Linked DNA regions of Homo sapiens: region 2 is linked to region 1. A link is a loop called in an ENCODE intact Hi-C map of the cell type or tissue named here. Cell type or tissue: PC-3. All regions are shown on one strand. Each heading gives the region's core, and the rest is flanking DNA. Links, peaks and the distances in the headings are about the cores only. Region 1 has its middle 190 kb from the start of LINC01375. Region 2 has its middle 270 kb from the start of LINC01375.

What was found. Hi-C counts contacts between places; a loop is a spot of excess contacts. Peaks named below come from ENCODE experiments on the same cell type or tissue, not always from the same donor. Only the 100,000 strongest peaks of a DNase experiment are listed, where the experiment ranks them.
Region 2: a loop joins it to region 1, with 3 times the contacts of the local background. A loop is called at or near these places in 3 of 110 quality-filtered maps.

What each region holds. Positions count from the first base shown.
Region 1 is chr10:90,145,421-90,153,768 of GRCh38, forward strand. No RefSeq gene overlaps it. Among named protein-coding and RNA genes, the nearest start is that of LINC01375, 190 kb to the left of the region's middle. In PC-3, for the core only: CTCF peaks have their summits at 3,246 (motif pointing right) and 3,447; a DNase peak (open chromatin) is centred at 2,911; H3K4me3 peaks cover 627 bases; H3K27ac peaks cover 856 bases.
Region 2 is chr10:90,218,297-90,226,644 of GRCh38, forward strand. No RefSeq gene overlaps it. Among named protein-coding and RNA genes, the nearest start is that of LINC01375, 270 kb to the left of the region's middle. In PC-3, for the core only: no CTCF peak of the experiment used is centred there; a DNase peak (open chromatin) is centred at 4,285; H3K27ac peaks cover 1,382 bases.

The sequences.
Region 1 (8,348 bases), core at 211-8,210:
AAGATGGGGAGTAGATTTTGCAGGGACAGGTGAAAGGAAGTTATATAAAACAAAGCCTAAATAAGCACTTTACTGTAATATTTTAAAAGTTTATCTTATAAGAAATATATAGTATAGTATAATTGCAGCTTGTTTTTTCTTCTTTAGTTGTATATAAAATAATGTGCATTTTTGAATGGATTCTTTGAGTCTTAGATTCTATGATTTATGATAAGGAAAGAGAATCAGAAGAATCACATGGTGGAGAGGGCCTGATGCATCTCTTTCCATGATCGTGTGGAATTGCCACGGGGACCAGACAGGTTGGGGTCTTTGGGATTGAGTTTCTGCTCCCTAGGTGGAATATTGTGAATATGTATCTGAGAAAAACATGGTTTTCTAGGCTTCCATTGCTAATTAATCTCTTTTATGACAGACATTTTGTCTTTTAAATTTATGAATGCATAGATGGATAGGTGAATGAATAACTATTGATGGCCTAGAAACCACTGTGCCTTTTTCAAGGGCCTTTGCCTATCCACTCTTGTGGGATGATTTTGTCCCTTAATATTTATAGGGCAGGTTTACCTTTTTTATCTCCGAGCCTCTTTCACCCTTGGGGAGGAAGGATCATCTCACTGTCACCCTTGTACTCTTTGCCCTGTGTGCTTAAAGACTTAATGAAGAAATGGAACTGATCTGTGCATCCCAGTATCTTCAGACACTCTTCCACATTTGTCTGGCCAGCATTTCTACAGTTATGGCTCAAGAGGAAGGTTAGTGTCATCTGCAAACTGCAAGCACCTGGGTTTATATTTCCAAAAGAAATGTCAGCCTGAAAGCTATTCTTCACTTCAAGGGGATTAGAGCTTCAGCTGATATTGGACTCTCTTATTTGTTTCTATAAATTTTTAACAGCCTGAAATGGCATTAAACTCTGTGGAGAGCACCATATAATGCCACTAATCCTGTTGATCTTAACATTGCTTTACAGAGGTGAGAAGAACAATAAATCCTTTTATGTGTAAATCAGGAGAGATGTTAGCCATTTCTCTGCAAGGACATATCTTATTACTAGAGTTGGCTGAAACAAATCAGAGCTCAAGTATTAAATTTGAGATGCTCCATTTTTCTTTTCCCTGATAGTCCATTGATTCTCACCCTCCTCTGATTGTCCCATCTTCAAATAGTTGTATGTTTCCATCTGTGTGTCTGCCTGTCTGCCTGTCTGTCTGTTCTACCTCTCTCAATTTGCTAAACCTCAGGTTTTGGCCATCCTGCTATTTTAGGATATATTCCTGAAGAGTATTGTGACAGATATTTTTAGGGAACAGTGTAAGACTTGATTCTTGGTTTCTAAGAGCTTGCAGTCTCCTAGAAGGAATAAACCAAGTGGACATATAACAGAAACTTAAGGCTGTATTTAATAGACTATTGGTAAGGGTGAGTGAGGGCTTAGTGGCTGTGCTTGAATTCTGTGCTTGTCTCTCCCACTGACTACCTGTACAACCCCAGGCAAGTCCTTTGATCTCTCTGAACCTCGGTTCTTCATTTGCAATACAAATTAATTACATAGGGTTTTTGCGATGATTAAATGAAGCATAGACTATTTAGTACAATGCTATTTATTGCTATAATTAGTATTATAATTTGTGTTCAACGAGATGTATAAGCAATGACCAAAGTGGTCCTTATAATCTTTGTTAATGGTGGATTGGCTCCACTGCCAATAATAAAATGCATTAGGTTTGGGTTTTTATGCATGTACATTAGGATAGACTGCTTTCAGAAATAAAGCTAACCAAAGGCTCCTCAGCACTCACCAGCATTATACATATGGTAAAGTCATTTATTTTACACGAGTGATATGGCCATGATTAAAAAGAGATACTCCTGAAACTTCTTTCCTGTGGTAGAATATGTTGCAGTAAAACACCTGCACTGTTTCAAATAATTCCTATTCAAGTGTGTTGCCTTTCCAGAGCCGCAATTTATCCAGACCAAAGATAGTCATGGTCACTGCCCTGCATATGTCATCATGTTTGCTGTGTTTGGTCCCAAATACACCAAACTCACTCAGCTGTTTGCAGGTTTGGCCAGTATCTGTGCTTAATGTCTTCCCAATTTCTATTATAGAGGGTGATACCTACCACTTCCCCCTCTTGCTGCCCCTTCTCATTCCAGCAGAAACACCCATGACTCACTTGAGTTATGGAGGAAAAGGAATCACAGTCTTTAGAATTTAGGGTACCAGAAGAGGCCAATCTGCTTTAGGACTTTGGCAATCTGGAGTTCCCAGTGGAACAGGAGAGCAAAGGAGATAAGTGAAAGAGGCCTATAATCAGAACATCAAAGTGTCTTGTAGCCCAAGTTCTGATTTACTTCTTATGCTAGATGAATCACTGAGACTTCTGTGGCCTCAATCCACCCATCTGTATAGTAGATGTATTGCACTGTAAGGTTATTTTATTCACCACCTCACCCATTTAATATTATAAAGAGCCTACTCTGTATTATGCATTGTGTAGAATATGAGACACAGTTACACACACACCACACATATCATTGCTCAGAATGTGTTGAGAGCCACAAAAAGATAAAAAAAAAACGTGAGGGGCTGCAGTTGTTCTGCTGTGTTTCTTTAAGCTACTTCTTAGTTCTAGGCATTAGGGCCAAATCTGTGATTTGTCTCCTCAAGTTCATCCACATCTCATGGATCATCACTACGTTTCTGGGACTCTGTTGTCTCCTATAAAAAATGAGAGAAATTAATTGAATAGCTATTTCAAAGGATTTTTTTTTCAAGAGGGCAGATGGAGAAAGGTGAGGAAGATTAAGGGAGAAAATCCATCTGGATGAATCATTCTGTGGTCACATATCCATATCTTATTTGTCTCCTAAACTCATTGTGAGTTGGGCAATGAAGATATTCTTGTTCCTTTTTGAACTAGAAGAAAATGAAGACTCAGAGGCTGAATCATGTTCTGAAGGATAAATCAAGGTCCGGATGCTCAGTACAGTACTATCAGTACGATGCACAAAGGAATCTATGTTAATTCCTTAAACGCAAAACTCACCTTTGCCATGATTTTAACCTTCTTTACCAAATAAGCTTTGTCAGAATTAGCTAGTCACAAGCATTTTCTTCTCCTAACTTATAATGCATGTAGTAGAGAAGATAATGTATCGTGCTATCAGTTTTTTGGTGAAAAATTTTCATCCAAGTTGAGGTTGGAGTGCTTAGAATTAGCTCAACCAGAGGATGTTTCTTCTGCCAATAGGTGGCAGAGTGAGTAAGCTTGTCTGAGAATGAAAATGAAATCTGAAAGAAGGGCACTTGGATTGGGATCTCCTGTTGAATCAACCTACAATGATGATGTACCTACAGTGCAAAGCCCACCACAAAGCATGGAAGACTTGAAAAAGACACCATCTCTTTATCTTTTGCAGTTCGCATTTAGCAGATCCATAAAAGGCTTTTTCTTTTTATAACAAGAAACATTATGCAAATGGTTAGCAGAGCAAAAGAAACATAAAGAGCGAAATACAACTATGTTAAGTAAACTATACATTTCTTATCTCTTCTTGATATAATGCATTCCTTAGTCCTAACTCTAATATTGAGGAAACCAAACTGTGCTTATAAGGAACCACAAAGAAATCAAAAACAATAAAACCCCAAAACTCTGACTTAGACTCAGGGGCCCCAGCCTTCTCTAAAGGAATAAAGTGCCCTCTTCTTTTCCTGACTATCCACTGATACTGATAAATGCTAAAGAGTTTTCTCTGGAACAAGTTGTCTTTCTTCTATTCCTTGAATAACCAAAGGAAATTCAATTAAAACTATTTATAATTTTATATAAAGAAGAAATAACTTGTGAAATATATTTTTTACTTGTCTATTTGCCTACTGAATTATTAAAAGGAAAGAAATGGAAGATGAAAATACTGGTGAACTCTTATTCATCCTCCAAACCCAGCAAAATTGGGGTCTCCCTAGGGAAGATTCTTCTATCTCTTTGTTTATCCTTTCTTCTGGGCTTCTAAAGCACAGTGTACCTTTTGACATCACATACATTTATCAGGCTCTTTTAATAACTTTTAAAAAATCTTTATATTTTTCTCAACTGAGATCTTGGATGTCATGAAGATGTAATTAGTTATCTTGATTCTCAGTGCCAAATGCAGGAATCATATATTAAGTATTTATGAATAAATGATGTACAAATAGACAAATGGTTAAAAAGGAAGGATTGAGTAGTTTGTAAACTGCATCTTCATTTTTGGATGAATATGAAAGCAACTATGCAGAAATTATGAAATGACAGACAGCTTGGCGGCATCAGTTTTGTGACACATCAGCCATCACATATTTTAGAGCCATATCTGAGTTCATATCTGACCCTGCCACATTCTAGAAAATAATTGAACACCTTTGAGTTTGTTTACTCATAAAATGGGAAAAAATAGTCCTTTACAGAACTGTTACTAGCTTAAATTGCTAATAAAAAGCTTTATACAATGTGAATATACATAAGGTATGATGACTATTACTGTTATCTCTGTGACAAACCACTTTCTCTTTTAAGTGGTATTGAATATCTTTACCAAATTGCAGCCAAATTGGCAAACAAATCAAAAGTAGTTTTTGTTTGTAGTTGTGAGAAACAAAACAAGTTTTTTGTTTGTTCTCTTTTTTGTTCTTTTTTTTTTGATATCACCTTGGTTTTGCTACCAAAGAAGTAAAGACAATTTTGCAGATGAAAAATTGCTGATTCATTGAAGAAAAAAAATGGTTTGCATTTGTTATTTATTTTTATGATTTACTTTAATGGACAGTTTGTAAATGAAAAGGGCTTATTTTATTTTATTCTTATACTAAATTTTAGAAGGTATTTTTATAAAGACCCTGAATTGTGTTACCTCTCTGATAGGTCTTAGATACTTTTTTCCTCTGGAAGATTTATAAATTAATAATTTGATAGGCTATAATTTAAAGTATGACTTTAAGTTCAAATTGGGGCCTGTGAAATTTTGAGAGTGGAGAATCCATTTGGGTAAAGAGAAAACACTCAAAATACATTTGTGATTTGTAAAGTTGTTTACAGAATGATTCAAAAACTGCGTCTGGGTACTCAGAGATCCAAGTCTAAGTTAAATTGTCTGTGATACCCACGGCTGTGCTGTCTCCTTCTTTCAGTTCACTCCGGGGTCAGGTTAGCTGCATCCTTAGCCTTTGGCATGGAATGTGCTTTGATGAACAAATGTCTCATCAAACAGCCAAAATGGTAGAACTTGCGTACTTTGAGGTCAGACACCATGTCTTAACCATAATTAAAAGATCATGAAACAATAAAAAGTAGGTGACAAGATCACCTGCTGGATTCACCTCAATTCTTTAAAGTTACTTCTTTGAGGGCATGCAGCTTGCAAAGCCCATGCTTTAAAAATGCACTGTGATTTTCTCATCCCCCACCCCCTGTCTTAGCTGTATCCAAAGAAAATTTTTATCCTTATTTTTGTCTGTGGAGTGAGATTTTCTTTTCAAGTGCTTGGGAGCTTTCCATGGTGTCCTGTGGATGCTTCGAAATGAAGCCCTCTCTTTTTAAATCCTTTCCTTTTCTTAGACAGAATTGCCTCTTATAATGTCTTCTTTTTTACTCTCAAAAAAAAAAAATCAAAAGAAAGGAAGAAAAAGAAGCAGAAGGAATCCAGTTGGAGACTGCAGCCCAGGTATTACAGAGGACAACTGCTGTAATTGGTTGTTAAAAATGGCACTGCAGTCATTTTCTCCACTGATGGAAAATCGACTTTTCCTCTTAACGTTTTCTTCTGTGGCTAGGGAAATTAACAATTTAATTGATTTTAATGAAATGACCATTTAAACATGCTCAAGTACTAGCTTTAAAGAGAAACAAAAGCATTTTGAAGCATCTCTTCCTTAAACCAAATTCTTATGTAATTTGAATGGTGCAGTGTGTGAATGTTGATATTTAAATGCTAAATCATTCAGATTTGGTTCTCAGTATAATTTTTTCTAATCAAGAAATATTCCAAAGATTTAGCGTAACTTGTAGCCTATTGCGAGGACAATCGGAAGTGATTTTTTTTTTTGTTTTGTTTTGGTGTTTTTTGAGACAGAGTCTTGTTGTGTCATGCAGGCTGGAGTGCAGTGGCACAATCTCTGCACACATCAACCTTCACCTCCCGGTTTCAAGTGATTCTCCTACCTCAGCCTCCCAAGTAGCTGGGATTACAGGCATGTACCACCATGCCCGCCTAATTTTTGTATTTTTGGTAGAGACGGGATTTCACCATGTTGGCCAGACTGGTTTCAAACTCCTGGCCTCAAGTGATCCGCCTGCCTCAGCCTCCCAAAGTGCTGGGATTACAGGTGTGAGCCACCATACCCGGCCCATAATTGAAATATTCTAAACTGTGTTAAATCATTGAAAACTGATTGGGGGAAATCTGAAAAGGATTGTATGATAGCCATATGTAACTAGTCAGGGAAAAGAAAGGTTTCTAGGGAAATGAACGTTATTCTCAACCATATTCTTGGACCATCCAAGAATCCTTCAGTGGTTATTGGAATGTGTGGCAATATGAGTGACATAAATTAAGAGAAAAATGTTTCCATCAGTACAAATAACCACACTATGGGTACGAGCAGTCTCACACTTTGCAGATACCAAATTTCTGTAGGGAAATTTGGAACTGTTTTGACAAACTTAAAAAAGTTCCTATTCCTTGTCTCCTCAATTACATTCTAAAAATCTATCATAATAAAATTTAGGATGTGTACAAAGATTAACCTACAAGCATGTTCATTGTGGAAGTGTTTATTATTGAGATAAAGTGGAAAGAAATCCAGAAATCCAACAATAAGGTTAAATAAATCATAAATAATGTCTATGGTGCTATGTCATTAGGCTTGAAATTGCTGTCAAGTTAATGAAAACAGGTTATAAAATTATATAGAGTAGAATTCCTTCTCCCTTATTTTTACAATTAATGCATATGAAAACATCTAGACAGTACACTTTAAAAGGTTACTAATGGTTATCTAATTGGTTTTGGGATTATAGGTGCTCCCTTTTTATTGCTTTCTTCTTGATATTCTCTACTTTTTCTACAATGAACATGTGCTTATATAATAAAATTGCCCATTTGTCCACATATTATCATGTTGGGATAGCTCAGAGCCTCCCAGCCTTCCTGGGCATCACCAGAATCTTTGTTTTAGTAGGAATTAGTTTTCTTCAGAATATAAAGATTTTGTAGTTTTCAATATCTTAACACTTTCTGATTTTATAACATCTTACGTCTTAAAAACACATACTTCCTCAAAGTGCTATATGGTATGTGTTAATTTTTTAATTAAACTTTTTTAAAATTAAAAATGTATTTGAGTATCTTTTGTGATAGCTACTTAGATAATGGGGGAAATCCACAACTTAGAATTATTTCTTCTGAAATATTGTTTTATGATCTACTTCATAGATATGAATCACTTTGGTATGGACACTGGGTAGTGACTGTTAAAATTCTTTTCAGTAGGTTGGAACTGAGGAGCAAGTCAGAGTCAGAAAAGAAAATCTAGGGAACTCCAGTAAGAAAATAGCTCTCCCATCTTCTTCATCCCTGTACTAGCATCCTAAAGAACTCCAAAACATCCTTAATTTCTGTGAATGAGGCCAGTGGACTCTCCCTGCTTCCATTATGCATGCAATCCAATCATAATGATCTGGATCAAAGATTAAACAGCCATATGCTTCCGGCTATAATGGAAAACAAGTCGTATCATCCAACTTTCAGGTGTACCAATTTTACAATTTTCCAAAGAAATTTTCCAAAAGAAATTCTCACCCATTTGTATGCCTGATGTCCTGATTTTCGTGTCCAAGTTTCCTACTGTCATTGTGCCCTAATGCTTACCAACTTAACTACATCAGGGCTTACCCCCTTGTTACTAAACCTTCTTTGCCATTTTGCTCAGAGGGGAGCAAACCTGGAATTAAGGTGATTAAAGTCTGGAGAAACAATTTCTTTTTTTTTATTATTATTATACTTTAAGTTTTAGGGTACATGTGCACATTGTGCAGGTTAGTTACATATGTATACATGTGCCATGCTGGTGTGCTGCACCCACTAACTCGTCATTTAGCATTAGGTATATCTCCCAATGCTATCCCTCCCCACTCCCACCACCCCACAACAGTCCCCAGAGTGTGATGTTCCCCTTCCTGTGTCCATGTGATCTCATTGTTCAATTCCCACCTGTGAGTGAGAACATGTGGTGTTTGGTTTTTTGTTCTTGTGATAGTTTACTGAGAATGATGATTTCCAGTTTCATACATGTCCCTACA
Region 2 (8,348 bases), core at 330-8,329, 73 kb after region 1:
CAAAAGGTCGAAATGGCAACTTTTTCCAAAATCTTAGAATTTGATCATTGTTGACTCTGACGTCTTAGACCAGCTAGACCTGCAGTCACTCAGTAGAGTGTCTCATTCAATGAAACATGATATTATTGTCAGGAGTTATTCCAGCCCATCTCTATCAGTTTCCTAGAGCTGCTATAGCACAGCACCACACATTGGATGACTTAAAACAAAAGAACTTTATTGTCTCATAGTTCTGGAGGCTAGAAGTTTTAAACCATGGTGTTGGTAGAACTACGCTATGAAACCTGTGAGGAAATGCTTTCTTGCTTTTCCTAGCTTTTGCTATTGCCAGCAATCCTTGGTGGTTTGGCTTGCAGCTGCCTAAATCCAGTCTCTGCTTTCATCATCACACGGCATCCTTTCCATGTGTCTCTGTCTTCAAGTGGCCATTTTCTTATAAGGATGCTAGTCCTATTAAATTAGGAGCCCATGTTCCTCCAGTCTACCATTTTAACTTTCTTTATTATATTGTCAGTGACCCTATAAATAAGGTCATATTTTGAGAGATCCTGGAGGTTAGAACTTCAACATATCTTTTTTTGGGGGGACATAATTCAGCCCATAACACCATCCCCTTATTTTTTTTTTAACAACTCCTGTTTAGAGTCTATATTCACCTCATTACTCATTCCTGACTCCTGATTTTCTCTTGTATGTATCACCCAGTTCTTACACTTGGGATTAGAAGTTGGCATGTTGTTTATACAGAGTTGAGACAAACAAAAGCCTCAAGGAGCTGTCTGGACATTTTTATCTAGGCCTTTGTGTTACTATGAGCTGCCTGGCATTTACAGCTATGTCTTGGTGTTCTCTGGTTAAACAACTTCACAGAACAGCAACATCAGACAAAGTTACTGTGAACATGATCAATCAAGACAAAAATAGGGCCACTCTATAATCATGCCTGAACACAAAGCAAAATACAAACACTATCCAAACCACACAAATGACCAAATATCTCTCTATCTTGACAATAGAAGTGACTGCTGCTTTTTTTCTTCTTTTAACCGATTACTGCTTTGTCTTGGTCTAGGCATCCCTCCTTCTAGGTAAGATTAATTAAGGTAAATAACTAAAATTACCCTAACTTTCTAAGAGGATGTAATCCAGAGCAAAGCCTCACATCTTTAAATCCTCCCTGTCACGTAACACAACCCCAAATCTTATAGTAAATTCTTTCTAACACCCTCTTCCCGAGACACTCCATGTTTCCATGGTGTACATTCTCACTGCAACAAGTAATAAACCCAACTTGTTCAACTATGAGTGTGTTCCTGAGGATATTTGACTGGAGGGCATTCACGGCATTTTAATAATACAAATTAGCTAAAATGTGATAACTGAATTGGAGACATGTTTTACATGTGGAATATATCAACCTAACAAATGATTGCTGTTCAGATTATACTGCAAATAGAAAAATGCAGGTATAAAAAAGGTTGTATTTGCAATATTATTAATTGCTATACATATCTAGCGTTCAATTCCAGTCATGTTTCTTTTATTTTATAAATGAAATCAAACTCAAGCTTTGATACCACAGTATGGTGTCAGATCTAGTCTCTCTCTTTTTTTTCATGTCACCTTCCTTTGAATGGTCAAAAAACCTAGTAAATGTATTGAATCCATGAGGAATGAGATCTATCCAACTTCCCCATCCAATTGTGGGATGGGAGAGGGAAGGCCTAAAATATAATCTGGCCAATGCCACTACTTCTGGCTGCCCTGAAGCATCACGGTTGGAAATTCATCCTATCCTGTGAGGTGAGGTGGTCAGAACTCTTTGAGGCAAGATGACTCCAATCCCTCAGCACCTTGCACCACCAAAAGTATTCTTATCTTGGTTCTCCAGGTCGCAGCTGTTAGTGCTTGAGTCCTTCAGACCCAGCAACAGCCATTCCACTGCAGTGTTAGCCACATCAGGACTGCAGTATTAGAGGTATGTCAGGCACCTGCCCCTTATGGACTGAAACCACTCTCCTTTTCCCTTTGTAAAGAACTGTCTCTCAAGGGTGGGTAGCTCATCTTATTAACTCACCAATGTCTCTTTACGTTCATTGCCCTGACAATGTGAGAATACTCAATCTCTAGAGAGTTCTTAAATTTCCACCCCTTTCTGGGAGGGAAGGATCTTTTGCCTCAATGAGAAGAAGCTTTCCCAAGGATGACATGGGGACTTTCTAAGCTTCTCTCAGTGGAGCAGACAAGAAAGGAAACCTTTTTAATAATGTATTTAAACACTCAATGGGGTCATACTGTGGCATATGTGTGATACAGTAACAGAAAGCTGCTTTATTTTGGGGCGGCTGCTCACTTGGAATTGTTTTCTTTAATTTACATTGGAAGTTGAGTTCTGTGGTGCGGTTTATTTTGATAATTTAGAAAATCAACACATTTTGCCAATATTTTGTGCTATCCCAATTTTTTTATTTTAATTAGGTTTGCTCTACTCAAATTTTGTCATCACATTATTATCTTTAGCTTTAAATAACAATGTATCCTTGTAGTCTTAAAAATATTATTCAAATGTTTTCTAGGAAAATCAAATTATCATTGAAAGTTAATATATCCTTAGCTCTTAGCTCTTTTTCCGCAATGAAACTATTATTTTTACAATGTAATTTGTAATAAATGTGATACTATCTACGTGACATCTATCAACAACAATTAGAACAGAGAATATTACTGCTTATTTTAAACCTGGTCAGGACTTTGTCCCTGACTACCTTTCCCCTCTTTCCCTTCTTGCTACCCTGGCGGAGTACCTCATTCTCAGATAAAAGTTTCACTATCAAATCATTGGCTTCTGTACAAGTCTTTTGAGGGGAACATTTTGGGTGGATTGCCATTATTTATCCAAATGTTACTTTACTTGTATGAGTCCATTCTCACACTGCTATACTATAAATAACTGCTCAAGACTGGGTAATTTACAAAGAAAAGAGGTTTAACTGACTCACAGTTCCACATGGCTTGGGAGGCCTCAGGAAGCTTATAGTCATGGCTGAAGGGGAGGCAGACACATCTTACATGGTGGCAGGTGAGAGAGCACATGAGGGAGGAACTGTCAAACACTTATAAAACCATCAGATCTCATGAGAACTCACTCACTATCATGAGAACAGCCTGGAGGAAACTGTCCCCATGATCCAATCACCTCCCACCAGGACCCACCCTTGACACATGGGGATTATGGAGATTACAATTCGAGATGAGATTTGGGTGGGGACACAGAACCAAACCATATCATTACTCAACTGCAAAATAACTAAGGTCTATTTTACAAGGGATTGTGCAAGCAGAAAAACATTTCTATGATACTATTAGCAAGTGAGACCTCCTTTGCTTAAAAGTGCTTCTTAATGTCCAAGCAGGGAGCAAGCCTGAGAAGATGGGCCTTAGAATAGGTTGATTTTTGCTGGAACCAGAAAGAAGTAGAGAATGCAAGTTCCCAGACATCAGTTTGTAAGAGTGGCTGGGATAAAGGGAGTGGCAGTTTATAAGAGTAGCAGTTTGTAAGAGTGGCAGGAGTGATGGGGAGATGGGTAAAGGGTAAATAAATCAAAATTAATTTGTTTACTAGTTTTGATTTGGCTTTTTCCAAAACTTGAGTTTGTCTACAGTAGCATTTAGTGTCTTTTAAAATCATTAACTAAAATTAATTAAGAAAATCAATTGTGTCAGGTGTGGATTTTTTTTAATGGAATTAAACTAAATAATATTCACTCTCTTTGCAACTCCTGACACATCTTTCCTGATTATTATTATTATTTTCAAAGACTATTTTTAAAGCAGTTTTAGGTTCACAGCAAAATAGAGAATATACAGAGATTTCCCATGTAGTCTCTGCCCCCACACATGCATAACCTCCTTCATTATCAACATACCCCACCAGAGTGATACATTTGTTATTGGTGATGAACCTAAAGCAATATAATATAATCACCCAATGCCCATAATTTACATTAGAGTGCACTTTTGGTGTTACACATTCTATGGTATTGGACAAATGTGCAATGACCCATATCCATTATTAAAATATACAGAGTATTTTCACTGCCCTAAAGATCCTCTATGCTCTGCCACTTCATTCTTCCACCACCCCAACGTCTGTTTTTTTCATAAAACTTTGAGTTAATTTAGATTTGTAGTACATAGCTGTAATCTATGTAGATCAGATTACAATCTGTAGAAAGCTGGGAGACATGTTCTGTCTCACCCATCACTGATCTCATCCTTATGGAATGCGATTTTAGCCCTGGTGAAATCCAGCTGGGATCATAGAAAAACACATTTCCCTGATGCTTTCAACTCACTCTCTGTTCCTGGATAGTATTTATTTATTTCTGTTCTTTACAATCAGACGTAGTACAGAGAACAGCTAATAGGATAAACACAACGTTTCTTTTCTGCTCTATACTGATTCCAATGAAAATTGAATTCCCGATTCTCTGACAAAAAATATTTCATAGGAATTTTGACCCTGAATCTCATGTATTATATGCTTTTAAACTAAGCTATATGCATATATATTGTTCAAATTAGCAGAATCTTCAGGCATTTTCCTTTTTTCTGTTATGTCATATTCTTATAACCAGGAACCTCAGTTTAAAAAATATTTTTTAATTATCCACATTATTTTTCTTCGTTTCCTCCCCTCTCACCTCTTCATTCCTTCCCTCTCTAAACACTCCCCTCTGGCAATGCATACTTACCTGACTATACTCTTGCCTAAGAAATCCCAGAGGCTAATCTTGCAACAACCTAGGCACGGAAACCCTGTTGTGGAATCCGCCTACTTTGGGAAAGTTGTGAACAATGAGTCCACCACCAACAGGCCAAAGTCAAGATAATGCCGACCAGACTTCCTGATGGGTGATTGCCCAAGATAACCATCAGAATGAAGACACGTAGACCCTGCACCCTGCACAACTCCTCATGTCTCCCATGCCAAGTTTCCCTTTAAAAACCCTATGGTAAATTTTAAAATTTAAGACAGTACTTTAAAATGTCAAATTACCATCTTCTTGGTTTGCTGTCTCTCCAATTAAACCCACTTTTCTGCCCACCAGCCCTTGCCTGTCATGTTTGGCTTTCAAGTGGCAAACAGCCAAACCTGGGTCCAGTTACATTCTGGTAATATAAAATTGCTCTATTTGCAGAATTATTACTTCAAAAAATGCTTATTTATATTGCTCAGGAATTTGAATTAAAATATCTCTTTATTAAAGCACCATCAATAATGAATTTTCATCTGAAGGCAAGATTTCAGTGAACAGAATAATATAAATATTTAGTTTCTTTTTTGACATTTTGTTACTTTCAGTTTTATGATTTCTTTTGCATTTCAGTGCTTGACAAGTACAGCATTCTAATATACCTTTAGAATAATAAATTCAGTGACACATATCTCAAATAGTAGAGACATGATTGAAAAGTCATGGAACTAGTTGGCAGATAAGTTATTTCAAGTTTTGTTCCTGTTACGTATAAGCTATGTGATCATTGGAGGGTTACTTAAACTCTCAGATCCTCACTTATTTTGCTAAAAAAACACCAATAATAGTTATCTATGTAGAGTTATTGTTAGAATTAGGGATAATGTGTATAATGTAGTAATGAGCTTGACATATTTAGATATTGACTAAAAGGAAGCATTTACATGAAATCCTTGGACAATGCATTAGGCAACCTGTGAGAGGAGTCCCAATGATCCTTGCTTCCTAGTGTTCCTGGCCTTAGGCAATCTCTTCTTCTTTGGGGTGGCTGGAATTATTGCCTTGCTTCTAATGAATAGAATATGGAAGAGTGTGCTCCCCCTCACAGCTCTGGCGTCACTTGCCTTGGGGGAAGCCAGCTGCCATATTGTAGGGCAGTCCTATGGAGTAGCCCATGGGGTGAGTGACCAAGGCCTGTCAACAGCCATGTGAATGAGCTTGTACACAAATTAACTGACCTCAGTCATCTCATCCACATGAGACTGCAGCTCTGCCTAACATCTTGACTATAGCTCATGAAAGAGCTTGAGTCAGAAACACCCAACTAAGTGGTGCCCAGATTCCTGACTGACAGAAAATGTGAGATAATTAGTGTCTGTCATTTTAAACTGCGAAATTTTGAGGATTTGTTACATGACAATAGATGGCAAATATGTCATAAAAAGCATTGCAACTAAATTTTAGGAAAAAATCATTTGGTAAATTTTTATGTAATTCATCATAAAACTATATCTGATGTGTGTTGGTATGGGAAGAGGTGGAGCGGGGATTATGAGGCAGTTTTATGAGACAGACTTTAGGCTGTGTCTGTTTATCTGACAGTAGCCATGAGTCTCAAAAATGTGTCTATGAAACAGTAGCCTGCTTTTCTAAATGCTCCAAGAAACACGAGCATTGTGGTCGCCTATGTTTGGGAAACACTAATACATTTTTTGAATCTTGGAAAATCACAATGAACATAGTATGTTACAGGCTCTAGAAATCTCAGAGCTGCTAAAATTTCTAATAAGTTAACGCTTTGCTATGGACTGAATGTGTCCCCAAAATGCATGTGTTGGAAACTTAATTCCCAATGCAACTACAGTGTTCACAGGTGGGCCTTTTGGGAAGTGTTTAGTTCATGTGTGGATTAAGTCTGCTATGAAAAGGGCTTATGACCATGAAATTGCTCTTTTACCCTTCTTCATTCTGCTTCATTCACACAGCTGGAAGGCCTTCACCAGATGCCGGCACCTTGATCTTTGATTTCTCATCCTCCAGAACTGTGAGAAATACATTTCTCTTCTTCATAAATCATCCAGTCTCAGATATTGTGTTATAGTAGCACAAAATGGACTAAGACAAACTTTAATGTTAAGCATCCAACAATGCACTCTGGCAAATTGTGGGTTACTTCTACCAAAAAGTGTGAAATCCTGGCCTGTTCCTCACTGCAGCCTGAACTTAGCTTATAAGCAGATATTTGCAATCTATTTAAACTTGCCTCAGCCCCAGGCCTTAGGGGTTCAACCTTTCCCCAGAGCAAATGTTTTTTTTTTATGAAATAACAAGAACTCAGTGTTATAATCAACAGATGGTAATAGCTGAGCAAGTTCTAATCTCATAACACTGAAGAAATTGTTCCCAGTCTCATTCTGTCATTCCCATTTCATCATTTTCTTCTGATTTGTTGAGTTATTGCTTAATCTCAATAATTTACTTATTTTTCAGAAGGATTTGTTAACAATACCTTCTCCCCCCTCGGAGCACTCAATTTATATATATATATATATATATATATATATATATATATATATATATATATATATATATGTTTTTCAAATTTAAAATTTCTGGCTATGTACAATTTTAGTTCTCCATGAAAGATTTGTCTTCACTATGACTTGCAGCATTTCTGCTAAATTTTGTATAATGTCTTTGCAACATATTTAAAAATTCTTTTGAAATGTTTGTGTACCATTTGCAGCAGTGTATGGAAGTTACTATGAGAATTACCTTAAAATTTAAAACAGAAGTGAAAAGTTTTGCATAATTGGAAGGACTTTCTGATATCAAGTTTAAAATGTTAGGATTTTAACATAAGCTATATCTATGTGTGTAGGTCTGTTCTTATTTGGATATAATTTTTGAGATTATCACTGGAAATGTTATTACGTCAGATTTTCTATGTCAGCTATGCTAATATCACTGTCAGAAAAATTTTACAAAAATTCTCCAGGGTATACATTTTATGGAGTGTGCTTGGTTAACAAATTCTCTTCTCTGAGCACTAGCAACAACCAAAACAACAGCATTGGCAATCATTGAGTGTCTGTGTGCTATGAACTCCACCGGGCATTTTACATATGTATAATATATCCCTGTAGGATTTTACAACAATCTTACAAAATAGTTATTATAATTCCTATTTTACACATAAAGAAACTGAAGCTGAGAGCAATTAGATCACTTTTTCAGGGACTTAAAGCTAGTGGTGGCAGAGCCAGCATTGAAACACAGGTTTGTTTACTCCCAGAGCCATGTTCTTGATAATTATATTGCTTTAACAATTTTTATGTATTTTAATTTACACTCTCTGCAATTCATACACAAGGGTTCTTGACATGGTGACAGGACAGGACAGATCAAGACAGAGGCTCTCCAAGGCAGTGAAAAGACCCTTCCTATCTCCTCTGGCTTAACCTGGGTTTATGCTCCTTTCCTGGCCCTGTTGGTATAATCGGCAACATCTGTGTTGTTAGAGGGTGGAGAGCGCATGGATCATCTTAGCTCAAAGGTAGGTTCTAACAGCATAGAAGATGGAGTAGAGAA